7 separate regions of the Homo sapiens genome follow, and regions 1, 2, 3, 4, 6 and 7 are each linked to region 5. The links are chromatin loops, found by intact Hi-C in ENCODE. Cell type or tissue: mammary epithelial cell. All regions are shown on one strand. Region 1 overlaps LOC105373611 (a long non-coding RNA gene). Region 2 has its middle 28 kb from the start of LINC02572. Region 3 holds the start of LINC01856 (long intergenic non-protein coding RNA 1856). Region 4 has its middle 24 kb from the start of LINC01854. Region 5 has its middle 3.5 kb from the start of HS6ST1. Region 6 has its middle 40 kb from the start of LINC01854. Region 7 overlaps LOC105373611 (a long non-coding RNA gene).

The links. A loop is a pair of places that touch in the nucleus more often than their neighbours do. Peaks named below come from ENCODE experiments on the same cell type or tissue, not always from the same donor. Only the 100,000 strongest peaks of a DNase experiment are listed, where the experiment ranks them.
Region 1: a loop joins it to region 5, with 2.3 times the contacts of the local background. A loop is called at or near these places in 5 of 110 quality-filtered maps.
Region 2: it touches region 5 in a loop (12-fold over the local background); 19 of 110 quality-filtered maps call a loop at or near these places.
Region 3: a loop joins it to region 5, with 9 times the contacts of the local background. A loop is called at or near these places in 10 of 110 quality-filtered maps.
Region 4: a loop joins it to region 5, with 9 times the contacts of the local background. A loop is called at or near these places in 2 of 110 quality-filtered maps.
Region 6: a loop joins it to region 5, with 9 times the contacts of the local background. A loop is called at or near these places in 2 of 110 quality-filtered maps.
Region 7: it touches region 5 in a loop (13-fold over the local background); 46 of 110 quality-filtered maps call a loop at or near these places.

What each region holds. Positions count from the first base shown.
Region 1 is chr2:128,420,346-128,424,345 of GRCh38, forward strand. The region is part of intron 1 of LOC105373611 (a long non-coding RNA gene); the gene reads left to right. Among named protein-coding and RNA genes, the nearest start is that of HS6ST1, 100 kb to the left of the region's middle. In mammary epithelial cell, no CTCF peak of the experiment used is centred here; a DNase peak (open chromatin) is centred at 2,396; H3K27ac peaks cover 424 bases.
Region 2 is chr2:129,847,473-129,851,472 of GRCh38, forward strand. No RefSeq gene overlaps it. Among named protein-coding and RNA genes, the nearest start is that of LINC02572, 28 kb to the right of the region's middle. In mammary epithelial cell, a CTCF peak has its summit at 2,290 (motif pointing left); no DNase peak of the experiment used is centred here.
Region 3 is chr2:129,921,877-129,925,876 of GRCh38, forward strand. It overlaps LINC01856 (long intergenic non-protein coding RNA 1856), which reads left to right and starts at 1,301. Exons shown (of 4, transcript NR_110285.1): 1 at 1,301-1,405. It also overlaps the pseudogene PLAC9P1. RefSeq lists enhancers at 608-1,423, 1,424-2,237. In mammary epithelial cell, CTCF peaks have their summits at 1,122 and 2,135 (motif pointing left); no DNase peak of the experiment used is centred here; H3K27me3 peaks cover 757 bases.
Region 4 is chr2:129,295,916-129,299,915 of GRCh38, forward strand. No RefSeq gene overlaps it. Among named protein-coding and RNA genes, the nearest start is that of LINC01854, 24 kb to the left of the region's middle. RefSeq lists an enhancer at 3,399-3,900. In mammary epithelial cell, a CTCF peak has its summit at 1,708 (motif pointing left); no DNase peak of the experiment used is centred here.
Region 5 is chr2:128,320,413-128,324,412 of GRCh38, forward strand. No RefSeq gene overlaps it. Among named protein-coding and RNA genes, the nearest start is that of HS6ST1, 3.5 kb to the left of the region's middle. RefSeq lists silencers at 1,455-1,774, 1,815-2,024 and an enhancer at 2,491-3,423. In mammary epithelial cell, a CTCF peak has its summit at 1,569 (motif pointing left); a DNase peak (open chromatin) is centred at 1,549; H3K4me3 peaks cover 718 bases; H3K27ac peaks cover 285 bases.
Region 6 is chr2:129,232,017-129,236,016 of GRCh38, forward strand. No RefSeq gene overlaps it. Among named protein-coding and RNA genes, the nearest start is that of LINC01854, 40 kb to the right of the region's middle. In mammary epithelial cell, a CTCF peak has its summit at 2,253 (motif pointing left); no DNase peak of the experiment used is centred here.
Region 7 is chr2:128,530,312-128,534,311 of GRCh38, forward strand. The region is part of intron 1 of LOC105373611 (a long non-coding RNA gene); the gene reads left to right. Among named protein-coding and RNA genes, the nearest start is that of HS6ST1, 210 kb to the left of the region's middle. In mammary epithelial cell, a CTCF peak has its summit at 1,745; no DNase peak of the experiment used is centred here.

The DNA of each region.
Region 1 (4,000 bases), 100 kb after region 5:
GTTTCCCCATTTTGAGTGCAGACGTCATCATCCTCCACGTCTCTCTGCACATCAGGCCTTCCCTCCACTATACTTGCGGTCTCAGTGAGGAGTGAGGGTCCTTGAGTGTCTAGTGCCATTATCACTGAATGTTAGTATTCCCCACAGTTCATGTGCTGGAAACTTAATCCCCAATACTATAATGCTGAGAGGTGAGATCTCTAAGAGGTGATTAATAGACCCAAAAGACGCAGAGCTCTCAGGAATGGATTAATGTCCCTATCAAGGGAGTGCGTTCCTTACTGAGAGAGTGTTTTTTTAAATAAGAGTTTGGTCCTCTCTTGCTCTCTCTCTGTCTCTGTCTCTCTTGCCCTCTTGTCTTCTGTCATGGGATGACATAGCACAAAGGTTTTAACTAGATGCTGGCGCCTTGATGTCGGACTTCCCAGTCTCCAGAATTGTGAGAAATACATTTCTGTTCTTTATAAATTACCCAGGCTGTGGTAGTCTGTTTTAGCAGCACAAAACAGACGAAGACACGAACTTTTGCCAGTACCAGGATTTCCGCCCCCAGGCCAGCCCAGGCTGCATCTGTTGTCCTGGTATAATTATTAATAGCACCCCTCCCCAGATTGTCTTGGCTGGAATAATACATTTTGTGGCCCACGCTTCCTGCTGCCCCTCAGGTGTGCTCTGGGCTCCCCTCTCCTGGGCCCAGAGGGTGGCTTGGGGCCAGGGATCACTTCCTCTTGGCATTGCCTCTGTGCCTCACTGAGGGCAGCTGCCTGGGCTCTCCAGCTCAGTTACTCTCCTCCATCCATTTTCTAGATTCCAAAATGTATTGCATTCTTGGATTTGCTGCTGTCTTCTCTCCCATTCTCTCAGTCCTTATGAGCTTATATATATATATTTAAATCTATTGATATCATTTTAGTGGTGTGTTGTGAGAGAGAGCTGACAATGCATGTGATTGATCTTCCCTGTGTATGTGTGAGTCTGGGGTCATGCACGACCAGTTGTAAGAATTGTAGTGCTCCCGCTCACCCCAGCTGTGGCCGCTCAGAAGTTTACCTCACACGTGTTTTCTGTGTGCTGTTGTGTGCGGTTTGCTGGCTCCCGAGGCATTTACAACCCATGAGGTGTTTGTGGATGCCTCCTACGCACCTGGCAGTATGCTGGCGAAGGGCATGGGGCACTGGGCAAGATGGTAACTCCTGCCCATGGGGGGCTTATGTTCTGTGGAGGACAGCAGGTCTTGGGCGGTAGTGCCAAGGCAGGTAACACACTGGCTTGAGATAAGCCTGCTGGGGCTAGACACTGTTAGGGGTGCAAGGCTTAAAAGGATGGCTTCAGCAACAGGAATTCTGAAGCTTTGTGAAAAAGAAAGTAGTCTGATGTCCCTCAAAGCCTCCTCCCTTTTCTTCTTACCCTGCAGTGGGCCAGAGATGCCAAAGGGGCCACCTCCTGCCTCCTCAGGAAAATCTACAGCAGCTTTTGATGAGCTGGTCAGGGATGGTTCTAGTTCATATCAATGCAGGACTTTTCTTGGCCCCTTCGCCAGACTCGCGGCAGGGGTGCCTGGTCTACTCGGCTCGCTGTTCTCAGCCCCTTGCAGGAGGGAGCACTTGAGCAAGTGAGTGCAGGATCCAGCCGGCCACTCCACTGACACAGGAGCAAGCTCTGTGCAGGGCCCGCAGCCAGACCAGGTGTGTGGCTTCGAGGGGAATGCAGCAGCGCCCAGACAAGGGTAGCCATGACCCTGAAGCCCCAGAGAGGGTATTAGCATGCTAATTAGCTCTTTTAGTTCTGCCATCCACAGCCCGATGGATGGTGGTGCGTTAGCAGCTCAGTCAGCCCCTTGCCCCATCTCATGGGGCAGCTGTCCTCCACTGGTGAGGGCATAGGGCCAGTGTGACAGCCTCTCCGGGTACCCGCACTCGGTAGGTCCTGAGCTCTTGTCCAGCATCCAAGAAGAATGAGGTCACGTTTGATGATTGAAGGATGGTGAGGGTGGAGAATTTTATTGAGTGATGAAAACAGCTCTCAGTGGAGAGGGGAGCTAGAGAGGGGATGGGAAGGGCAGGTCATCTTCTCCCAAAGTCAGGAGGTCTCCTCCCCAAAGTCAGGCTGTCTTCCCTCTACTGACTGAGTCTAGGGTATTTATAGGTACCACATAGGGGCCGGTGGGCCACAGGTAGTATTGGAAAAGGCAACATTCGATTGGTTAAAAGGCATTATTCAGAAGGAACCAACTGGGAGAGAGCAGGCAAACAGGAATAGAAGTTCTCACTCTGGTCTGTGGGTTTCAGACTGTTTTTGGCTTGAATGTCGGGTTTCACTGGGGACCTGCCCCTGTCTGCCTAGGATTTCTCTCCTTCCTGCTTCTATTAATATGCTCTTGGAGCATAGTGAGAATTTTCTTTCGTTGAGTCAGATTTGCTTAAGGCATGATGAGAACATGGTGGTGGAGCCGCTGGCACTTCTCCTAGTGTCTAAGGAGAAAGAATTGAGTTCAAGGCAGATCCTCCTCTGGCCCCAGCAGATCAAGTGTGACCCAATTTCATTCACTTCAGATGAGTTCCTTGAGCCTTCGTTGCACATTGCCCTGGATTAGTTTTCTGTGCTGTGTAACAAATCGCCAGGACACAGCAGCTTAAAGAAACACCTATTTTTTTGCTCCTCCTTCTGTAAGTCAAAAGTCCAGCTTGCTGTGGCTGAGCATCCTGCTCAGGGAATCACGATGGGAGAATGAAGGTTTTGATTGGACTGAGTCCTCTTCTGGAGGCTGGGGGCGGGGTGGGAAAACTCTTCCTAGCTCATTCTTTGTTGCCAGGACTCGGTTCTTTGTGGTTGCAGGACTAAGGTGCTGTTCCCTTGCTGCTGTCAGCTGGGGCTGCTCTCAGCTTCTGAAGGCTGCTGCACCGTTTGCCAGGTGGCCTGTCTGTCTTCAGGCCAGCAAAGGCACAGAGAGTCCTTCTCATGCTTCCAAGCTCTGACTTGCTCTTCTGTCGCTAGCAGAGGAAGGACACTCTCTACTTTAAAGGGCTCATGCAGGGGCTGGGCGTGGTGGCTCATGCCTGTAATCCCAGCACCTTGGGAGGCCGAGGAGGGTGAATCACAAGGTCAGGAGTTTGAGACCAATTTGGCCAATATGGTGAAACCCCATCTCTACTAAAAATACAAAAATTAGCTGGGTGAGGTGGTGCGAGCCTGTAGTTCCAGCTACTTGGGAGGCTGAGGCAGAAGAATCGCTTGAACTCGGGAGGCGGCGGTTGCAGTGAGACTGCGCCACTGCACTCCAGCCTGGGCAGCAGAGGGAGACTCCATCTCAATAAATAAATAAATAAATGGCTCATGCAATCAGGTCAGGCCCACCAGAACCATCTCCCAATCTTAGAGTCAGTGTGTCACATGATAGAACTTAATCTCAGGAGCAAAGTCCATCATATTCTTAGTCTCAGGATTATGCAGGATGTGCACTCTTGGGAGTTGAAAATCTGAATGGCTACATGAGTTCTGGTCACCACATGCCTTGAGCTAGATTCCATGTGGGGCAGGGACTTGGTCTGGGCCCTTTGAGAATGTGCTGTGTCCAGGGACATGAGACCAACACAGGTGAACTCAGCCTGGGATATGGAGGGAGTGTCTGGAGAGCTGTCATGAACTAGCTGGGAGAGCTCTCTCCCTCTCCCTGGGGCTCAGCATGTAAATGGCTAAATTGGGATGGACAAACTGGCCAACTGTGATTGCTTGGTAGTGGCTGTTTGGGGTGCTCTATTGAGCCTATGAGGTTAGCCTGGGCCCTGGCAGGGAAGCATGTGGTGATTGATTAGCTATGTCTGTCAAGGACATTGGGTGGGAGGCCAATCGTTCTCTTGTCATCTATTTACTGAGCCTGGAATCAGTGACTTTTCAGCCTTTTCAGTTCATGTATTCAGCACAGAATCACTGATGCCTCCTCTGTGCCGGGAGAATTCTTTAGAGGAGCAAGGGTATGTGACCCAGTGCTCAGATGCATGTT
Region 2 (4,000 bases), 1.5 Mb after region 5:
GCCTTTCCATCCTGCTGAGGAACGCACACCCTGAGCGGGGCACCTGCAGTCCCATGGGCCCTGCCCCAGCCCTGGGCAGGCACAGACTGCTGGACCTAAGCACACAATGACTTTTAGAATAGACAGCTCTTGGAATAGGTTACAGCCTTCTTTATTGTGTTTGAAAAGTAACAATTTTCCCTGGCAAAGTTTTGCATTGAGCAAGTAGGTGTTAAACTTATTATAAGAAAATTACCCTTGGTAATGATCTGAACTTTTAAAAATCCATTTCCCATTTCTGAAATGAGAGCTCAATTTCTCCCCACATTTTATTTGTTTCATGGCACAGATTGGAAATAGTATCAATTTTCTGCCAGCATATTAAAACATGTTTTTATTAACTAGTAATTGCAGTGAGACTTGGAAATCAGGAACAAAATGCTTCTGGAGAATTGAAAATATATATTTCTGATTTCCTTAATAAAAATTATAACTCTACAGTTACTGTAGTTTCTTATGTTTGCCAATCCTGATATAGCAGCTCACAATGGGAATTTTCTCTATTTTTCTACCACATATGAATATTGAGAAGCTCAAGGTCGTACGTAGGTAACTCTGAAGACCACACATTAGCCTTACTATATTGTGCAGTCACTTTGGCAGAGTTTCATAAATAAAGCAGATAGCATAAGATGGTGCTGGCTTATGGAAACCTAATCAGAACATCTCAGTCTGGGAAACACAGTGGAGACGTGGAAAGTCAGATGCACCATATCCGAACACCAGCCTCACCCATATGTGCTGTGGAATCTCAATCTTGGTGGGCACTAGTTGCCATATCTGGATAGTGAGAAGACTGAAGACCAGCTTGCAAATTGCCATCAGGATTAATTGTGAAAAATATAAGTTGAATGCTTAGCAGCATTCCTGGAATGTGGGTGGCACTCCCATGGAGAAACTGAACAACACCTTGACCAGGTGATGAAAATTAACATCACCACTGAGAAACAGACAGGCACCATATGCCTCGAGATGGGCTGCCCTGAGGGGGACACAGCATCGCCTCTCTAGCATTCTGGCCTAGGATACATAACCCAAATCTAGCCATGAGGAAACATTAGGCACCATTCTATTTAAAAAGTTGGGGGGAGAGGGAAAGTGACTACATTCTTCAAAAATACCAAAGTTATAAGAGACAAGGAAAGGCTATGGCAATGTTCCAGATTAAAGGAGAGTAGAATGACAGAGCAGCAAATGCAATACCTGATCCTAGACGGGTTCTCTATAGGAGCAGGAGAAATGCTGTAAAGGACATTACTGGGACAATTGACAACACTGGAATATGGTTAACAGATTAGAAAAAAAGTTACTGAAGTTGTTATTTGCTTGTTCATTTGTTTGTCTGTTTGAGAGGGAGTCTCGCTCTGTCACCCAGGCTGGAGTATAATGGCTCGACCTCAGCTCACTGCAACCTCCACCTCCCGGGTTCAAGCGATTCTCCTGCTTCAGCCTCCCAAGTAGCTGGGATTACAGGCACACACCATCCCGCCTGGCTAATTTTTGTAGTTTTAGTAGAGACGAGGGTTTAACCATGCTGACCAGGCTGGTCTCGAACTCCTGACCTCAGGCGATCCACCCGCCTCGGCCTCCCAAAGTGCTGGGATTACAGGTGTGAGCCACTGTGCCCGGCCTGAAGTTGTTATTTGAACCAAAGAGTGTGTGAGAATGCTTTTTCTTAGGAAATACTTACCAACGTATTTAGTGATAACTAAATGGATATATAGATATAGATAGATATAGATATAGATATAGATATATAGCACAGAGACAGGGAAAGAGAAAACAAGATAAAGCAAATGAACAAAATGTTAATAAAAGGTGAATGTGGGAAAAGAGTATATGAATATTCCATGTTCTATTCTTATTCTTGCAACTTTCCTGTAAGTTTGAAAGTATTTTCAAATAAAAGGTTTTTAAGTGTCTCTAGTGACAATAAAGACACTTATGAAAGATAAGCATGTAAGGAACTTTCATAAAGTTGTTCCATGAAATATGAATGAAAATAAAGTGATATTTACAAATTAATGATTCTATATATTATTTCAAATATGTATATGTAACTAAATGAGTTAATTAAACATTATGAGTAGATATTGACTATCTCTTTCTCACCTTCAAAGTTTTTATATATAAGTTGGCCAAAACTACGTTTTTCTTTCTCTTTTTGATTCACTGAGAAAATGGAAGGTTCGCCATTATTCCGTTACCATATATTCAGCATGTATAAACCACATGTTACAGTGACATCTTCTGGTGGAGTATAATATTGCAGTCTAGTTCTATTACATCTTCAAATAAACTGTACTAAGGTGGTTCCACAGAAGCATGCAGGAAAGGAGCAAGAAGCAAGCATGGGGGCTCCAAGCTTCACCCTTACTTCAAGCAAAACAGTTCAGTTTTTAACGTGGCTTATGCAGGCCTGGAAGCTGCGACAGTAAGACTTGAGTAACTTATGGTCAAGTACAGGTGGATGAGTAAACCTACCAAGAGTGGGCAAAGGTGTTGAAAAGTGCATTTTTTATAAAAAGAGTCATATCATTACCTGCTCTTTCTGAAAAAAAAGTGTTGATCCTTCAAAAGCATTTGACAAATTAATGCTATGAATGAATGCTTAAACGGTGCATGAGTGAAGATCAGCTTCAGGGACTTCAGGAGCACCATTTATTTAGCACTAACCAAGATGCAAACTACAAATAAGTGAGGAGGACTTCACAAACTCTTTTTACACATCCTCAAAAGACTATTGGGCATCTTGATTGTGCCACACAAGATCTAGCAACAATATTAATTTGAATACATGTCTGGCAAGAAAGGAATAATGTTTTCATCAAGAGGCAACCAGGGATGATGTCACAGAAAATGATGGTATACATTGCTTAAAGAATTGATCCCTCCGTTGAAACAATCATAAGCTGTCAAAGACTGAAATAATCAACGTTTTTAAACACTGAGCTCTAATCTCAAATGTACAGCCACAAAGGGGTGGCTTAATAAAGAAAAGGGAAGCTAGCTTTGGTAAGAAAGCCTAGTGGCATTTTTGCTCATCCACCTTCCTTCCATTCCCTAGCACAGCAGCATCAGCCATGATGACAGAAGGCTGCATTCCCTGTGTGGCTTTCTGGTGCCAGGGGTTAATACAGAGTTTATTCTTAAAGTTTTATGGTACTGTGTATTCATCTGTCTGATGGTTCCCTGGAAGACTAAATTGACCTTTTTCTTGACCTTTTCTTTCCACCTGGTGTAGGGAACTGTGCTCAGGCAACTGGCAGACCAAAAGCCAAAAAGAAGGAGCCCAAAAAGGAAGGTTGTTGGAAGAATAAGAGCTCAGAAGGGCTACTGTGTATGCTGGCAAAGATAGAAGATAACACACAGGCCCAGAACAGGACACATATGAGAAAACATCTAAAAGGACCCCAGGCTTGTACCTCTGACAGATCTGTGGGCTCCAGGCAAGCAAGAGGCAAAAGCTAAGGCATAGTTGCAGGAAGCCTGGCTTAGCACTGAAGGAACTCCTGTCCCAGCTCAGAGCCAAGCTGCAAAAGTCAAAACACGAGTATCTTCTCTCTTTCTTGTTTTCTCGTTTCATTCATGTATTTATTTATTTCTCCCTTTCTTTTTTTCTTTCACTCCAGATACTTAAGGAAATCTCTGGAATGTCACTGTTGACCACTGAGATAATGAAACAGAGACTTCAGTGACCACAAATGACAAAGAATCCAGTCTTTGCAAAATTAGTTTGGAGAAATCACTAAAGAAATAGAGGACAACATTCATCAAGAAGAAAAAATAATAACAAACTCTAGGGAATGGAGATAATCTGATTTCCAGGGTAACCACATTGTAATATTCAAAATGCCCAATTTTCAGCAACAACAACAAAAATCACAAGATATACAAAGGAATAGGAAAGTGTGGCCCAATCCTAGAAAAAAATTATATAAACCATCCATGAGGAAACCTT
Region 3 (4,000 bases), 1.6 Mb after region 5:
GTGGTTGACTTCAGGTAACTGAAACCATGGAAGGTGAAACCACAGATAAAGCAGGACTACTGTATTTAAAATGTCCAGAGGAGGCAAGTTCATGGAGACAGAGATCAGTGGTTTCCAGGGGGGGTGGGGGGCAGCAGGAATGGGATGTGACTGCTTGATAGATACAGAGTTTCTTTCTAGAGTGAGAACAATGTTCTGGAACTGGCGGTGATGACTGCACAACTTCTGAATGTACTGGACGCCACTGCATTTGTACAATTTATTTATTTTATTATCATTATTTTTTTGAGACAAGGTCTCACTCTGTCACCCAGGCTGGAGTGCAGTGGCACAATCATGGCTCACCGCAGCCTTGGTCTCCAGGGCTCAGGTGATCCTCCTACCCCAGCCTCCTGAGTAGCTGGGATTACAGGCATGCACCACCATGCCACCATGCCAGGCTAATTTTTGTATTTTTTGTAGGGATGGGGTTTCACCATGTTGTCCAGGCTGGTCTCAAACTCCTGGGCTCAAGTGATCCTCCTACCTTGGCCTCCCAAAATGCTAGGATTATAGGCGTAAGCCACTGCCCCCAGCCTTACACAATTTAAAATGGTTAGAATGATGAATTTTACATTGAATTCCACTTCATAGGAAATTTTTTTTAAAACAACAACAAACCTCTTTAATGGACACATAAATTCCCTGGGGGTCTGATTGCAATGCAGATTTGGATTAAGGAGTCCGGGTGGGTCCTGAGACCGTGCTCCCCTTGCTTCTCACCTATGGCCACATTTTGAGACGCAAGGCCACTCGAAGGGCCCCCACCTCTGTGAATCAACCCCTGCTCCATCTGCCCCTATAAATAAGGGAATGCTAAAGCACAGATGGCGGGAGTGGGCGTGTCCCCAGGTCTGAGCCTGGAGGGGGTGGCCGGCCTCCCCCAGGCATGGAAGTGGAGGGAGAGGGGGCTGTAAACGGGTTACTCTGTCAGCAGACACAGAGGAGACCAAAAACAGTAGCTTTTATTTCACACGAAGCTGAGGAAGGAAGGCGAGAGGACAGCGCTGGCTATCAGAGGGTGCTGCCTGGCAGGTGCACCACCTCCAGCTGCTGGGCTCCAGCTCCGGGGCTCAGAAGCCATCTGAAAGAAAGCAGCGGCCTCCACTGAGCAAGCTGGGGTGCTGCAGGGTACCCGCCCCCGTGGTGCTCAGCAGTGCCTTCCCTCCCCTCCCCAGCCCCCGGGAACTCCTCCTGCGCCAGGGACACAGGGATCAAGGAGAGAACAGAGTGCAACCCCATCCCTGCCTGATCAGTGGGGGTGCCCGTCTTCCCTGCGACGGTTTTGGGGTGGAACAGGAGTGGCTCCTCAGGGGGAAATGAAAGGAACTGAGGAGCTCCAGTCGTGAGAAGGCCAATGAAGCAGGTAGCTTCTCTGCGCCGGGGTTGTGCTGAGATGTCATCTAGGGCCGGCTCTTCCAGAACCTCATTTGACGCTGGGAGGCAGCGACCGGGTGTGGGGGCGGGGTGGTAGGGGAGGGGAGCAGGGATGATGCGGTCCCGATTCCGTCCCCAGGGGGCGCTGGGACCCTCCCTGCTATCCAGGCTACACCTGTGCGGCGTAGCAGCCGTCCCCGTCTCGCCTGCACAGCGCCAGATGACAGCAGCCCAGAGGCTGTCCTCTGCCACCTGCACTGCTCACCTTTTCCGAGGAGGTCGGGGACGGGGCTGAAGGGTCCCCCGGGCAGGTTCCAGGCCAGGTCCTCTAGCAGGCCCAGCAGGCCTTTCACCTGTGTCCCCAGGTGATCCACGGTCTTCTCTACCATCTAGAGTGAGAAGGTGGGTAACGTCCAGGACAGGAGTGGTGCCACGTTCTGCTTCATTAGCCAGGTCCTAAGAAGCAGCTGGCGGTCCAGTGGGGTGCAGTGGAAAAGGACTGGGAGCTGCGGGACCTGGGTTTTCCTCACTCAGGCTCTGCGCCTACCTGCCTCAATCTCCCCAGATGACAATATCCTATGGGGCTCGCTCTCTAAGGCTCCTTCCTTTTTGGCACTCAGTCACAGGTTTGGATAAAGCGCGTGTAGATTACCTTCTCCCTTTTGGACTTTGCAGCCTGGAGCTCACATTCTTTTTGTTATTCTGCTCCCTGGTGGTGTCTCTGCCAAATGACAGGTCTGGGATTTTGAAATTTACTCAGGGTTCTTAATGGTTTTTCCCTGTGTATGCCATGGACCCCATTGGCAGTGTGGTGAAGCCTACAGACCTCTTCTCAGAATAATGCCTTAAATGCAAAAAATAAAACATATAGAATTACCAAGAGCACCAATTGCTTTAAAATATTATTCAAGTATTAGGCCAGGCGTGATGGCTCACACCTATAATCCCAACACTTTGGGAGGCCGAGGTGGACGGATCACCAGAGGTCAGGAGTTCGAGATCAGCCTGGCCAATGTGGGAAAACTGTCTCTACTAAAAATACAAAAAGAAAACGGGCACGGTGATGCATATCTGTAGTCCCAGCTACTCGGGAGGCCAAAGCAAGAGAATCGCTTGAACCGGGAGATGGAGGTTGCAGTGAGCCGAGATCATGCCGTTGCACTCCAGCCTGGGCGACAGAGAGAGACTCTGCCAAAAAAAAAAAAAAAAAAAAAAAAATTCAAATATTTAAAATTAAACTTTTTGGCCCAGCACGATGGCTCACGTCTGTAATCCCAGCACTTTAGGAGGCCGAAATGGGCAAATCCCTTGAGATCAGGAGTTTGAGACAAGCCTGGCCATATGGTGAAACCCCATCTCTACCAAAAATACAAAAAATTAGCGGGGCATGGTGGTGCATGCCTGTAGTCCCAGCTACTCAGGAGGTTGAGGCATGAGAATCACTGGAACCTGGGAGGTGGAGATGGCAGTGAGCCGAGATTGTACCATGCACTTTAGCCTGGGTGACAGAGCAAGACTCCATCAAAAACAAAATTTAAAAATTTGGATATATGTATTGGCCGGGCACAGTGGCTCATACCTGTAATCCCAGCACTTTGGGAGGCTGAGGTGTGTGGATGGCTTGAGCTTAGGAGTTCGAGACCAGCCTGGGCAATATAGCAAAACCTTGCCTCTACAAAAAAATACAAAAATTAGCCAGGCATGGTGGCACATGTGCCTGTAGTCCCAGCTACTTGGGAGGCTGAGGTGGAAGGATTGCTTGAGCCTGGGAGGTGGAAGTTGCAGTGAACCGAGACTGCACCACTGCACTCCAGCCTTGTCGGCAGACAGAGACCCTGCCTCAAAAAAAAAAAAATGTATTTATTAACTCACTAACTCACATGATCTAACATCAGGCCTAACAACAACTGAAATTTTGACATAATGAATGATATAAATGTTCTTCTATTCATAACTAGAAGAAGATGAAATTATCTGGATTTCTATTGGTGACAAAGTTATAGTACTATTAACACCACGGCTTGCTGTCTGTAATTTATGATGAATGGGAATGCTCAATTTCAGTTAAAGGCTTGTGACAATAAAGATGTAAACTTTTCCCCACACAAGTTAGGAATCGTGGCTATATAACAAAACAGTGACTGGATTTCCACCTTCCCATCCAGTAATGATGCTGAAATGTCCTGGTGGGGGTAAGTAAGGCCTTAGGGGAGGCAGGGTCCATTGGGGGCTCGCCAGCCTGGCAGCCTAGATGGGAGGGTGATGTTGGACAAGGTGGCCCCAGGGCAGGATTGGCCTGATGTCCTGACATTCCAAAGCAAGCTTGCATCTGCCCATAAAAACATCATCCTAGAAGGTGGTCCTGAAACCACATGTCCTTCCAAAGCACCCTGTTACCTCCTCTATGACATCTAGATGGCATTGCATAGCCATGTGTCTGTCACATGCTGTGCTCTGAGCTGAGTCTCCTCAGGGAGCGATGAAGGGTTCTGCAGCTGTGGGAAAACAAGTCTTGTCACTGTGGGACCCTTAGTTTTCCACAATGCCAGAGACTTCTGTAAATACTGGGCTCAAGTGAGGTCAG
Region 4 (4,000 bases), 980 kb after region 5:
CTCAAGGTCACATAATGGCTGCTGGAGCTCAAGCCTTTTGTCTAAGTTCCAGAGAGAAGGAAAGGGAAGGTAAAGGAGCAAGAGGAAGACCCTGGCCATTTCCTAGAAGCTCCACCCAATGATGTCCCTTACATCTCATTGGCCCTTCTTACTGCAATGGTATGTGGGAAATGTAGTATTTTATTTGAGCACTTTGACACTCTGAATACATCACGTATTTATTACTAAGTGTATATCAGCTGGTCTTCAACCACAGGATCAGAACCACTGTGAGTTATATGGAATAAGGGAGTAATGAACAGGTTTGGACCATTTGTAATTTTTGGAGATGGTTAAGCAGTCTATGTAAGCCTTTATCTTTATGCCTCGTGTTGGTTCTGAGCCTTAAGTCAGCCTGGCCATTAGTCAGGAGGAAGACTGGAAGTGACATGAGGGATTGCAAGGACAAACTGGAAGCTATTCGCATGACTGGATCCCATAAAGACACACTGGAATCTGTGAGGATAAACTGGACCCCACATCTGTCTCTCACAGTCTTCACCCTTAATGGCATGGGTGACCTGTAGGAAAAGCTGATGCCATTTGCAAAGAAGTGATGTATGCGCTACCCAGAACTTGGAGCAGCTGAAAGAGGCAGTCTGCTAGAACTGCAGGAGCCAGGAGGCAGCAAGGCGAGCCAGCAGGGCAGAGACAAGAGTCCCCAGCCCAGCAGTGTCTGGTGCCCTACATGGTACTTCAGAGCATACGCAGAGCCTGCTGGTTCACCTCTGCCTCCAAAATCTTATACAAACTCCTTTCTTTTCTGGTCAACCCTTACCCAAAACCATACAAGAGGGAATTCAGGGAACAGTAGTTCGAATTTAGTTAAGTTGATATAGTTCAGGACTATAGTCTCAAGGTAGAGGGGATAAGGGGCATGGTGCCAGCAGAGAGCCATATCTCCCACAGAAGGAGAGCAGTCAGCCAGAACTGGGTTGAAAAGGATGACGTGTTTTCTAAGTGCACGGGAAACTTCTCAGATGAGAATAGCATGTGTGCCAAAGAGGAAGAAAACACAGCGTGGTGTTCCACAGGCACTTCCAAATTGCTAGAGCATGAGACAAAAATGGGGTTGGAGGCGTGGGAGGAGAGGAAGCTGAGGACCATAGAACTATATTGACCTCCGTTTTATGTACATAACCTTGTAATATCATGGAAAACATGAAAACTCCTAACACCCCTGTGTTTGTCAGGACCTTGGCCCCTTGCCAAGCATATGGGGCTCCATAAATCAGTTAGAACTGTGTCTGGGTAAGTAACAGAAATTCCAATGACAGTAGCCTAAATAGAAAAGGTGCTATTTGTCACATATTACAAAATGTCTGGGAAAACAGGGCAGGTGTGATAGCTGAGCAATGACATCGGGCCTTTTCAATACATGTGCTCTGTTATCCCTTCTGAATGTTTCAGATTGGGTTCATTGGAAACAGATGTGAGACCAGGCATTTCCTTAAGAGGGTTTACTGGGGAGAGCTTTCAGGAGACGTACCAGTTAGGGACATGAGGAAGGCAGGTCTGGGCAGTGGGAGATGCTGAACAGCAAAGCAGTAACAACTCATGCCTCAGTCAATCCTAAGGAGTCTCTGGAGCTGGGATGCCCCTCAGAGTCATCCCAAATGCAGGCCCTCCATATTCCACATCAGCCCATCATTGCCTGGGCTGTGGCGCCTCCTTTAGGCCAAGGGCAACCTTAAGAAGCAACACAGTTGTGTCTTCAGCTACCACTCTCAATATATGGGGGACAGGTCTTGGCAGAGCCCTCTGGAATCTACTGCAGTTGATGAGGTTTAATCCTTATGCACGTCACTTCATGCCACAAGGTAGATGCTACGCCTCATGGTCTCACATCCCCTCCTAGGCAGGTTCTAGAGGTGCAAATGGGCAGAGAAACTCCTTCTCAACAAGGCTGGGCCTTTCCACTCATGAAAAGTGTGTCCTTCTGAGGGATTTCTACCAACACTTTATGTGCTTGAGCTGTAACCCATTATCATCTCTACTGTTAGGGAAGTGGGGAGTTTAATGCTAAGGATACTACTAAGGACTCTGAAACATCTGCGTTCCGTAGTAAAAGGAGGAGGGAATGGGTATTTGGAAGACAGATAGCAGGTCTGACACCCTGCAGATGGTGACTTTAAAAGGAGTTAAGTAGACTTGGTCTCTGCCTACCTAATGTTCAATCTCAACTGGCAAAGGTTCAAGGAAAATAAAACCATGTCACACTATTAGTGCAGAGGAATACTGGAACACAGCTCTGGAAAATAATTAGGAATGGATGCTAGAGAAACTCTAGCACCTGAAGGCATAAAGGAGATGAGCATGTGATGTGCGTTTCACCATCATTTATAACACCCATCTACAAAGCCTAAATGTCCAACGCAGGGACATGGATGAATAAAATGCAATCACTCATATAATTTATTCATTCACTCACAAATGTTTATTAAGGCTCTATTAAATGTCGGCCTTCATGCCTCCTTTTCAGGGCCCTGAGAATTGGCCAAAAAGACCTGGCTCATCCATGGTACGCTGTTGCTGGTCTGGTCACTTCTTTCTGAGGCTGCTTTTGCTCAACTAGACTCCTATTTGTTTCTTTCTTAAAGCTGCAGCAAAACTTTGGACTGAATGCATCATGTCCCATTTATTGGAAATCATTGTTAATGTCATATTTCACAAGATATCATATAGGAGGCAAACAGAGCAGTGTGGTCCCTAAAGTCTTGGCTTCCCAGTCCCAGCTGGCAAGACCCTAGAGCTAACTACATCTGGGTCAGGCAGAGCATGTCCAACCGATTACCATTAAGTATTATTAGACACTTTAAGTGAAGCCAATTTTTACATCCGTGAGAATAATCGAGGGGTTGCGTACCTCTGAACAGAAAATGGGAAAGAACTGACGGCATGATTGACTCAAATTCCACCACAATTACTTTATCAATTTTATTATTTATGTTCTTCATTCAAAATCATCTGTCTTTAAATGACTATTCTTGAGGATTCAAAATCATATAATCAATTTAATTATATGTTTGATTTTAAGTTATAGAGACACATTCATCCTATTATCTGTTTATGAATAAATATTTTGACACGAACGTATTCTGTATAATGTAGAAGTATTCACATTTATGATTTGTTGTACATCTCAATTCCATTCACCCATGCTGAGTTATCAAATGCAGGTCACTAACCACCACATGCTGTCCCATGGCTGGAGGAAATGAGCGGGGCTATGAGGTGACCTCCCACTGGAGACTGGAGAAAATAGCCCGCACCCCAAAAGATATGCACACACACACACACACACACCCTCCACAGTGCTGTGAGACTTATTTCTTCAGAAAACAAGCCAAGAAAATGGAGGAGAACAGGCGTCTGAGTCGGCCAAAGTATGTGCCTATTGCCCTAAAGAGAAACTCAACCTCATTCAGACCCCCTTTACTTTTGTTTTAGAAACAATCTAACAGCTGACTATGGGGCTCTGACCCACACCTTCACCTCCACCTGGTGGCTCTCCCAGCTCACCCACCCCACCCTGGGGGAGCAGCTCCCACATGCCCTCAGGGGAAATGCTTCCTCCTTAGGAATGTGAGCCAGTGGGCCCCAAAGGGCCTCACGGATTCAGCCCACCCTTCCAGCTCCAGAGCCCAGGCCTTGACCTGCCAATGTGTCTTCTCCACAGGGTCTTCCAGGTTAGTGCAGCCCCCACCTCTGCTGCAGCAGTCTCCCTCTGGGGTGTCCCCACCTCTGACCCCCGCAAGCCCTGATGCAGGACAGGCACTGTGCTGGCACAGGCAGTAGGTGCCTGTTGCATGAGATAAAGGCCAGGCTCTGGGCATGTCATGAACCACTCTAGCCATCCCACCTGCCATTGCAAGGACCTCCCCACAGGCCTTTGGAAGAGCAGCCTTTGCCAGAATCTCCCCAACTCTGCGCAGCTGCGGGGGTGGGGGTCGAGCCTCCA
Region 5 (4,000 bases):
ATAGGAGTGGGGGTGCAGTCCCCATGGGACACAGGTGGGGCCGCCCTGCAGTGTGCTTGGACCTGCCTGCAGCCCCTTGACGCAGTCTGTGCCTGAGCCCTGGGGAGCCTTCCTGTGTGGCCTAGGGGAGCACAGCTGCCCCGGGTCCACCCCCCAGATGTCCTTACCCAGATAAGGATCCTCGTGCTACATCATAATTAAGGCTGCTCTTTTGGAGACCTGCTGGGTGCCAGGCATTGTAGAGGTGTCATTTCCAATTCCATCAGCAAATCTGCGGGGGTAGGCTGTGATATCCATTTACAGAAGAGAAAACTGAGGTTCAAAGGGGTTAAGACCCTGGTTCCAAGGTCAACCACTCTCACCCCATGAGAGTCAGCAGAGCTGGGATCCTGATTCCTGCTGTGAGCCCCAGAACCCTCCCCTTCCCCACCTCTGCACTTGCCCCAGCTCCCTAGGCCAGGGATGAGAGCGTCTACAGGGGCCACTCCTGAGAGCCTGGTGACCGTCACTGCCACCAAGGGGGAACGTGGGCCCAGAGTGTTCAAGGGAAAGCTGGAGCAGCTCCGAAGGCCAACGAAGCCATCGGTACTTGGGCCATGGCTCCACCCTGTGATGATCTCACTGTCCCAAGGGGGAAACTGAGGCCCAGGCAGGGACGAAGTGCCTGTGATAAGGTCCCACCCTTGAATGGGAGCCAGAGCAGCCTGACCCATGGAGCAACATCTCCCAGAACAAGCTATTTAATCCAACTTCATACCTGCCACACTGGCTGATGGGAAGCACTCACATTAGCCAGGAAGCCCTTTCTTTCTAGAATTCTTTTAAGAGGAGGGAAATCTGCCTGGCTGGCTACAGGACTTTGCTCAGTCTTCCACTTTGATTGAAGCCCTGCACAGGCACCTGAGACCCTAAGGCTGTAGGTGAGTTTCTGGGCTCTGAAAGTCAAGTCAGATGAGCCACCCATCAATCAGTGGACACTTGAGCCGAGTGGAAGGCAGCTCGAGCCCTCGTTGGCGGGGCAGCTTGCATCACGCTACTCCCCACCACTTCCCGCTACTCCCCGCGATGAGTCCTCAGTGTCATGTCTTGGAAAATGGATAGAAACGCACAGTCTGGGGCTGGCGTGGGGTTCCAGGAGGTCAGCGGACACAGCCAGGGTCTCAGGAGGCGCGCTCTGCGCGCTGTTTCCTTTCTTCCCTGGGTGATCTCCTGCGTGGCCAAGGTTTGCCCCAGCCCCGAGAGTGCATATGAGCTAAGTGTTTGCTAGGGGCAGCTTCTGGCCCTGACTGCTTGTGGGGTCCAAGGAAAAGCACTGGCAGCTCTTCTGCTCAGTGGCTTTGTCCCCTGAAGATCCACTTCACCAATTCTTTAATGCGTGATCTCTGACTTAATGGCAAAGAAAAGTAAAAGAACACGGCTTAGTGGCAGGCTGTGATGATCCCAGAAGAGGCATTAACATTCGGCTTCAGGAATGAAGCCTCATTCCCGGCCCACCGTGCGGTCTCAGAGTCTGAGAACCACGAGATCAACAGCGGCGCCCCCTCCCGGCGCACAGTCCCGCGGACGGCCGCGCGGGGGCAGCACGCGGCCCGGCCCCCGAGCGCCCGCGGTTGACTTTGCAAAAAATTGGGGGATTTTCCACACTCGCTTCCCTCGTCGTTCGTCCGGCGGCCGCCCATTGTTGTTTGCCAAGGGGTGGAGGAGGGCAGTCGTGTCTGTCCTCAGAGCCTCCCGTGGGGCTGGCCCCGCTGCCCACGCGGGGCAGAGAGAGGGGTTTCGTTTGGGGACAAACTTTTAGAGGGGACTCCGGCTCGCGCGGACCCGCGGGGCCCGGCCCCGGCCCCGACCCCGACCCGGCGGCAGGCTTGGGGCGCCGGGCTGCGCGCCGTGGACGCCACCTTCTCCGAGGTCGCCAGGCCCCGTCCGCAGCCGCCTCCTCCAGGGAGCCCGCGGCCCCTTTGCCGCCCAGCGGCCCCGTGCCGGGCTCCTCCCCCAGCACCGCGGGGCGCCTGGGCTCCCAGGCAGCCCGCAGACGCGGCAGGTCTTCCCAGGACCCGAGGGACGCGCTCCGGCCGCTGCCCGGGGACAGCAGGGGTCCTGCGGTTCGGTTCGAGGACCGCGCTGGAAGAGGCCCGGGGCTTCGGAAGGGCCATTCCCCTCCCTCCACGCCCGCCCAGGGCCTCGCTGTTCTTTGTGCCCTTTCTCTAGGCCCTCCAGGCCCGCTTCAGTCCTTAGGGGAAGAGGGTAGGATAAACAGAAGAGGAGAACCTGAGCAATTCGTAGGGGCAGCGTGGTCCTGGGCTTCCCCGGCCCTTGCCCGCCCCCCCCGCCCTGCTGGCTCGGTGACCTCCCCCTGGCTGGCCCCCTGCCCTCGCGTGTGACGTGGGGTTGTTGGCAAGTGGGGGGCTTGGACTGCTGCCTGGCCGGGATTCGGAGTCTGTCCAGTGGAGCCCACCCTCCTCCCCGGGCAGCGGGACTGTGGGCAGGCCTGGCGGGTTCTGCCAGCTTGGGAGGCAGGACAGGGACCTGGTAACGTTGCCCCAAGGGCATCGTCCTGGTTCTTCTGCTTGAAACTTCCCAAGGGACATGTCTTTAGACGACTAGGGTGGAGGCGGGATCACAGCCTGGATGGGGTGGGGGGTGACTGCTCGCAGCTTCCGGTGGCCAGTGGGTCTCCTCCCAGATGGCTGTCATTCACTGCCCAGAGGGGTTCCGACTCGGCCGGGTCGGGGGAGCCACCAGAGAGGGCACTGAGCAGCTTGACAAGCTCCACTGTTGGGGATGTTCCCTGGGGGTGGGGTGGGGTGGATGGCGGCTCTTTTGAGGGTGAAATGTTCTAGTCCGAGAAAAGTCACTCAACCATGGGGTGCTTGCTGCTCCCACCCCAGCTGCCTAAGCCACCAGGGGCCGGGGCACAGGTGGAAGAAGGTGGCCTCAGTCCTGGGCCCTGATGCCTAGAAGGGCATGGTCAGTGCCCTCCAGGCAGCCTTGCCTGATCGTTGGGGCTCGGGACCAGCTCCCACTCTGCTCCACTCTCTGCTGGCTGGACTGGCCACCCCTCTGTCTGTGGAATTCACTTGGTGCCAGTGCCCTTCCTGGAGGATGATGGCCGGCCCCCATGCTCCTCGTCACCAGGTCCTGCTCTTTTTACCTCCATTCATCGCCACTGCTATTAAAGAGTCGCCCTCTTGCTAGATTACAGTTGGCTTGACAAGTCAGTTGACTGTTCTGATGGAAGCTTCTTCTTGGGCAGGGCCCCAGGGCCTTGGTGGGACCCGGGCCCTGGGTGGGGGCACAGAGGTGGGACACAATGATGGCTTTATGGAGCAGGCCCTGCCCGCCCCTGTGGCACTGTGGGGAGGGGGCTCACCTGTCCCTAGGCCAGGGCTCAGCACGGCAGCGGTAAACCTGGCTGGCCTTGACACTTCCTGGAATCTCTCAGTGACCACGTTTCTTTTTGCACCAAATAGCTATGGTTCTTGCTGTTCGTTTCTCTCCCTGCCCTCCTTTAAGAAGGAGAGTTCGTGGGAATTAGACACTCAGGGTTGGGGGAGGGTAACCTTGGCTCCTGGTGGGAGGAGTCTGCGTCCTTCTCTGGGCCCAGGGCCTATGGGGCAGCAACAGCATCTCCTCTATTCTCAGAGCATCCAGGGACAGGGTCACACCATGGGTGTGTGGTACACCAGGTCGTCCACCTGGCTGAAGGCCTGGGCTGGTGACAAGTGCTGTGGTGCTGTTCAGGCCAGCAGAAAAGAGGGAGGCACATTTCTGTCAGCAGACGGGATGGGGTATGGCTCACACCTGCTGGGCTGGAGGCTGTGCTCCACCCAGGGCCTCAGGCTGTGTCTTTGACAACAATAATCACCCTATGGGCAAGGTCTGCGTGCTGAGCCCTTGTCAGTCACATCTCTTATAATCCAACAGCAGCTCTGTGGGCCTCTCCTTACAGATGGGGAGGCTGAGCCCCAGGGACATGAGGCCACTTGCCAAGGTCACAGAG
Region 6 (4,000 bases), 910 kb after region 5:
GAGGCCAGTGGATTAAATGGCCTAGAAGGTTTCCACGAGTGCTCCTATTTCTCACTGGAGATCGGATCAGATGGGTTTTGAGGGTGCGGGCTCACAGGTGGGATGGATTCCCAGCAGCAATGATCCTGCTGGCCAGGCCTTCTCTCACTGCACCTGTCATTTTCTCAGCCATGCCCCCTGGAACTGGTGCAAATCAAAACCACAATGAGATACCATCTCACGCCAGTTAGAATGACGATCATTAAAAAGTTAGGAAACAACAGATGCTAGAGAGGATGTGGAGAAATAGGAACGCTTTTACACTGTTGGTTGGAATGTAAATTAGTTCAACCATTGTGGAAGGCAGTGTGCCGATTCCTCAAGGATCTAGAACCAGAAATACCATTTGATCCAGCAATCCCATTACTGGGTATATACCCAAAGGATTATAAATCATTCTACTATAAAGACACATGCACACAGATGTTTATTGCAGCACTATTCACAATAGCAAAGACTTGGAACCAACCCAAATGCCCATCAGTGATAGACTGGATAAAGAAAATGTAGCACATATACACTATGGAGCCATATGCAGCCATAAAAGATGAGTTCATGTCCTTTGCCCGGACATGTATGACGCTGGAAAACATCATTCTCAACAAACTAGCATAGGAACCCCCGAAAACCAAACACCGCATGTTCTCATCCATAAGTGGGAGTTGAACAATGAGAACACATGGACACAGGGAGTGGAACATCATACACTGGGGCCTGTCAGGCGGTGGAGGGCTAGGGGAAGGATAGCATTAGAAGAAATGCCTAATGTAGGTGACTAGTTGATGAATGCAGCAAACCACCATGGCATGTGTATACTTATGTAACAAACCTGCATGTTCTGCACATGTATCCCAGAACTTAAAGTATAATAAAAAAGAAAAAAAAAAACTGGAGCTTGCAAGCTAGTTTCTCCTCTCCTCCTCTATCCCCTCCCCACACCCACTACCTACCCTGAAAAGGAACACTGTATCAGTACATTCCTTGTTTTTGTCTCAGTTCCACTTCTGTGGAAAATGTTTTGCAACAAAATCTCCTAAAAAGCTGCTGAGAGGCGAATAGGACCCAGGTAGAAGTTATTTACAAGACGAGAGCATGCATAGAGCCTTCATTATTAGGAAGAAGTACCACTTGAAGGGAGGGTTGCTTTTTTATTACAATTCCCACTTTCCAGTGCTCTAGCCCTTTAGCTTGAGAACCGGCATGCTCAGCCCTCAAGGAGGTAATTAAGACAAGAAAGACATTTATTCGACTGAAGAATAGACAGAGAAGCTGCCAGCCCAGCCTTGGATGGTACACTGGGTCCCAACACCCTAGAGGACAAGACGTGCCAGCTGCTGCCACACTGGGAGCGCTCAGCCAGCAGCTTTCTTTACAGAAGCCTGCGGCGGGGCTCCCGCTGCCCGCCTTGCCATGCAGTGCTGATCACAAATAACAACAGCCCCTCCTGCTTCAAAATCCCTAGTGATGCATTCAATTCGCAGAAGTCCACAGGCAGGCATTAATATTGTCTCACAGGAAAGCAACCTGGGACTCAGAAAAGTTACGTTGCTTGCCCAGTGCAATAGGTGCATTCTTTTTGCCATTGAATTTTCTATCCATAGTCACACACACACACACACACACACACACACACACACACACACACATATGCATACTTTTAGGCACAGCAAGAAAACAATTATCTTTTTAGCTAGTCGTGTCTACCAGGGACTCAGAGGAAGGGAACTGGCCACATAGAACACAGGCATTTGCTGTTGTTGTCTTAGCAAGTGGTTCCTTTTACTGGGGAAGTCTCGCCTCATGAATTAGATTTAGGGTTAGGGAGTTAGGGAATATCAAAAGTGACAGTAAGAATCTATTCCTTTAGATCTGACTCACATCCTGCACACGGACACTGCAAGCCACAAGCTTCCTTTCCTTAGGAGTTACAGAGAACATCAACTCCAACAACCACTTAGCACATTCTTAGGCTCACTGACCACTGCCCTTGCCAAGGATGCCAGAGACTCCCTTGTCCCATTCCATGTTGCTGTGAGAAAAAAGGCAAGTGGGGAGTGGCATGGACCCCTTTTGGCATATTAATGATGGGAGCAGTGAGTGCGGCACATGCCCAGACAGACCGAGCAGCCAAGGGTGGTGGCTGTGTTTAACAGCATCCCTGCATCCTGTAGAGTCTTACAAGAAACACAGCTCTGGTGACATCTGCAGGTCAGGATCTCTAAGCATGTACACATTCATTCTCTAAGCATGGACACCCAAGCGCCTGGCTCTCTGTTTTGTTTTCCTATGGCAGTACAGTGCATAGGGCTTTTTAAAAAACTGATGACTTCACACCACATCTAAAAATTATTTGACATGCCTCCCAGCAAGAAGTGGAGCCCGAGTCCCCTTTCCTTGAGTGTGTCCTGGCCTTGGTAATTCCTCTCAACTGAATAGAATGTGGTGGCACTGGGTGACTTCCAAGGCTGGGTCTTAAAAAGAATTACTGCTTCAGCCTGGCTCTCTCTGCCTTGTGATGCTTGCTCTTGGAACCCAGCTGCCAAGCCAGGAGGAAGCCACATTTTGTTGTGGCCACACAGGGAGGTCCCATGTAAGCATTCTGCCCAGCATCCCCTCCTGAGGTGCCATCAAGCATCAATGTCTAGACCTGTGAGTGAGCAAGCCTTTTGGATGACTCCAGGCCAAACACCATCTGATTTAAACGACTTGAGAGACCCAGAGAGAGAACCACTCACTGTGCCCAATTAGTCCACAGAACTGTGAGGGATAATAATAACCAATTATTGTTTTCTGAGACATGGAGTTTGGGGTGTAGGGTTAGAAAAAAGAGCGTTTGGGGATCAGATGGCTGATGGTGCATGTACTGATTTGTGCACTGTTTCTGCTGTGAGGGTATTATTTTGTATAAATGTAATAACTTTTCTGTAATTAAGATAGAGTTGGTTAAGGTTGTTTATTCTTGATTTTACTACTGGGTGGTGTATATTGAACACACAGAGTCAATGCGGGTTGTATGTTGGGTCAGAAACCTGGACTGAGACCTAACCCTTTATACTCTTGAGTCACTCAGGGTAGCAGTGTTTTCTTTGGATCAGAAATCTCTGCCAGGCCCCACTGACTGGGGACATAAGGTTCCATTGCTAGGGTCCCAGCTGCCTGCCTGGAGTGGCATGTCTCCAGCATGTCCACAGACATAGACTAAAGAGAAAAGCAATCACTTCCTCACCGTCGGAAAAGATTAAACTCTGGCTCCATTCCTGTCCAACTCTTTCCAGCAAACTCTAGGTGTCCTGGGTAAAGGGTGAGGAGGTGGAGGTGAGTCTAGCTCCCTGCAGCACTGTGGCCCCAGGGTCAGAAATAGCCCTGATTTCTTTTACGATGCACTCCACCCTCTGTTGTGGGGCCTTTCATGGAGGCTACATAAATGTGCTTGGAATTTATTTTATCCAAGAAAAATAAAAACATGTCTTCCAAAAAAAGCCATATACAAGAATTTTTATGTTACATTTATTCAAAATAGCAAAAAATAGAGACATCACAGGTATCTATCAACAGGAGAGTGAATAAATAAACTGGAATCTATTCATACAATAAAATACTACTCAGAAATTAAAAGGAACAAAGTGTGTTTACATGCAATAATGTAAAAGAGTCTCAAAAACATAATACTAGAATAAATGAAGCTGTACACAGAAGACTATGCAGAGTATAAATTCTCATGTGAAATTCTGAATGAGGGAAAACATTTTTTGTTCTGAAAACATGAAACCATGGAGAACAGCCTTTGTGGAGATGAGGGTGAGGATGGATGCATGGGGCAGGGGGTACTTCCTGGGGTGGAGTCATGTTCTACATCTTGAAGAGGTTTTGTCTTACACAGCTGTGCACATTGTACCGTACACATGCAATGGTACACAGAAGCTCTGTGTATTCCACTTTGTATAAATTTATCTATAGAAAC
Region 7 (4,000 bases), 210 kb after region 5:
ATGGTTGTCACACCCACCCTGGATGGTGATGAGGATGCAGGATCCACAGGGGAAAGCTCAAAGTCCAGTGCCTGACCCTGGCACAGGGTGGGCATGGGGCACTCACTAGTTCCCTTCTCTTCCTGTCTCACCACCCACTGTTTTTATTGAGCAGCTGTTGTGTGCACATTTGTTATAGGCCTGGTCCCTGGTCCCCAGGGACTCTGATTTCTCCTGGGCCCCTTTGAAAAAGAGTGTGAGGTAATGCTGACAGTAACCCACCTGCAGGAGTGGGTCCTACCCGTTGGCCACCATTCCAAGTGTCCATACGATAACTTTATCCAGCCTTACCAGGAGTCTTCTCCCCACTTTACAAGTGAGGAAATTGAGGCACGGAGAGATTAAGTAACCTACCTTAGGCTCCAAATCCGGAGTGGTAGAGCTAGGATTTGAACCCAGGGCCCACTGTCATAACTCCTGTGCTCTGCCTTATCCAACATGCATGGTCCTTACATGAACAGAAGAGAGCATGGGAAGGCTAAGGATACCTGGGAAGCCCTCCTGAGGCCGGGTGGATGGGGTTTAGGTTGGCCGTGGGGCTGACTTTGGAGGGTGCTGTGGCATTTTTCACAAAAATAGAAAAACCAAATCTAAAATTCATAGGAAACCATCAAAGACCCAAAATCGCCAAGACAATCTTGAGCAAGAAGAATGAAGCTGGAGGCATGATGCTTCCTGGTTTAGAAGTATACTACAGAGCAATAGTAATCAAAGGAGTGTGGTAGTGCTGTAAAAACAGATATAGAGACCAGTAGAACAGAATAGAGAGCGCAGGAGTAAATCCATACATTTATAACAGACTGATCTTCAACAACGATGCCAAGAATGCACTGTGGTGTAAGGATTGTGTCTTCAGTAAACGGTGTTGGGGAAACTGGATATTCACATACACAGCAATGAAAGTGAAACTTTGTCTCAGCCTATGTACAAAAATCAACTCAAAATGGATTGAAAACTTAAACTTAAGACCTGAATCCATAAAACTGCTAGAAGCAAACAAAAAATCTTCTTGACATTGGTTTGGGTAGTGTTATTTTGAATACAACCTCCCAAAGCACAGGCAACTGAAGCAAAAATAGACAAATGGGATTGTCTATTTTTTTTTTATAGAAACTAAAAAGCTTCTGTACAGCAAAGGAAAAAAAATCAACAGGGTAAAGAGACAACCTACAGTATGGGAGGATATATTTACAAACCATACATCCGATAAGGGGTTAATATGAAAAATATGTACAAACTCAAACACTCAATAATGAGAAGACAGTCTGATTAAAAATGGGCAAAGTGCTGGGAGTGGTGGCTCACACCTCTAATCCCAGCACTTTGGGAGGTCGAGGTTGGCAGATCACTTCAGGTCAGGAGTTCGAGACCAGCCTGGTCAACATGGGGAAACCCCATTTCTACTAAAAATACAAAAATTAGCCTCCAGCTATTTGGGAGGCTGAGGCTTGAGAACCGCTTGAACCTGGAAGGCGGAGGTTACAGTGAGCTGAGATCACGTCACTGCACTCCAGCCTGGGCAACAGAGTGAGACTGTTTCAAAACCAAAACCAAAACCAAACAAACAAAGAAAATGGGCAAATGACTTAAATTGACATTTTTTTCCAAAGGATACATACAAATGGCCAACAGGTACTTGAAAAGGGGCTCAATGTCACTAATCATCAGGGAAATGCAAATCAAAACCTCAATGAAATATCACCTCACACTGGTTAGAATGGCTAACTACAACAACTACAAAACCTCCAAAGATAACAAGTATTGGTGAGGATGTGGAGAAAAGGGAACCCTTGTTCACTGTTGATGGGAATGTAAATTGGCACAGCCACTAAGAGATATAATATGGAGGTACCTCAAAAAATTAAAAATGAAACTAATATATGATCTAGCAATTCTACTTCTGGGTATATAGCCAAATAAAATAAAGTTAGTTTCTCAAAGAGATATCTTCAGTCCTGTGTTCACTGCGGTATTTTCACAATAGCCAAGATATGAAATCAGCCTAAGCACATGTTACATATATAAGAGATATATATATATTTTTTTATTTATTTATGTACCTACACACCCCCCCATACACACACACACACACACACACACACACAGAATGGAATAATATTTATCCTTAGAAAGAAGAAATTCTGTCATTTGCAATAACATGGATGAACCAGGAGGACATTAAGTGAAATAAGTCAGGCACAGAAAGACAAACACTGCATGATTCGCTTAAATGCGGAATCTAAGAAAGTCAAACTCATAGAGGCAGAGAGGAGAATGGTTGTTTTCAGGGACTGGGGGATGGAGGGAACCAGAAGATGCTAGTCAAAGAGTATAAAGTTTCAGATATTCAGGATGTATAAGTTCTGGATGTCTCATGTATAGCATGGTAACTAAAGTTGATAATGCTGCATTTCATACTTGAAATTTGCTATGAGAGTAGATGTTAAATGTTTTCACTACAAAAAAAAGATAACTAAAAAAATTTTGCTGTGCCACAGAAACCAGAATAAAAAGAATAATTGCTGTATGTTTTAATTTATATACAGTTGTAGAAAACGCAAAGGAATTTATAGTGATAGAAATCTCAGTGGTTGCCTTGGGACTGGGAGGGGGTGAGAGCCAGGGGCATGTGGAAGATTTTGGGGACAATGGATGTGTTCATCATCTTGATTGTGATGGTGGTGTTTCACAGGGGTATAGTGAAGGATACCAAGATATTTCACCCCAAGATACATTTCTTTGGTGTATTTTGAGATGGCCATTCAGAGGGCCTGCAGACAGAAGTAGCCCTGCAAAGCTGTCTTTTGGGGGGAGATTTGCATCTGTGCAGAAAACCTGCACTGATGCAGCCGACTTTATTTGAGGTCTTCCTTTGTCCTGTCTAGGAATGGTTAACCAGGAGTCTGACACCCTTAAAGGCCACCCCTTAGAGGTGTTAAATAAACATTTAGCATCTGTTCTATCTGAGGGCTGCAGCCTGTGAGTTCTCATCTACACAACAAGACCACCTCTGGTAGCCAGGCCTCCTCTTCTCCCCCTTCCATTACCTGTTCTTGGCCATGGTTGGAGCCCCCATTCTTTCTGTAACCTCAAGATGGTATAAAAGCATCAGCATCAACCATGTGGCTGTTTCTTTGAGTTCTTGTATTTTGTGTGACTCCCATGCATGTTAATATATTTGTATGCCTTTTCTCCTATTAATATGCCATTTGTCAGTGGCTTTTCAGTGAACCTTCAGAGAGTGAAGAGGCAGTTTCTACTTGGCTTCTACAAAGGATATGTTAAACTTGTCACCAGACTTCCTAAATCCAGAGGCAATTACGTTTATAACCTTTCAGCTTCTTTTATTTTGCTAATATTTACACATCTCTCTCTTCCTCAATAATGTTCTTATACTGTTATACACACACATATTTGATCAGTTTAGGCTTTATCTGTAGACTTACTCTGGTGGACGTTGAGGATTTGATCTCTCTTACACCTGCACTCTTTTTCATCCACACCCTCCCTGTTTCCCTAGCATAGGAGTCCTTCCCTTATCAATGGCTTTGTGTCTGAGGTTTCATTTACTAGTGGTCAACCGTGGTCTGAACATATTCTGCTGCTACTCTGGTGCTTTAGGTTATTATTAAGTAAAATAAGGATTACTTGAAGGCAAGCACTGAAATACCACAACAGCCCATCTGATAAGCAAGATGGCTACTAAGTGACTTAATGGGTGGGCAGTGTCTGCAGCATGGACGTGCTGGGCATAGGGAGGATTCACATCCTGGGCGCTACTCAGAATGCTGTGCAACTTAAAACTCACACATTGTTTACCTCTGGGATTTTCCATTTATGTGACAATGCCTATGTCATTCACCTCACTTCATCTCATCATGTAGGCGTTTTATCATCTCACATGATCACAAGAAGGGTTAGCATACTGCAGGAAGCTATTTGGAGGGAGAGAGAAGGAGAG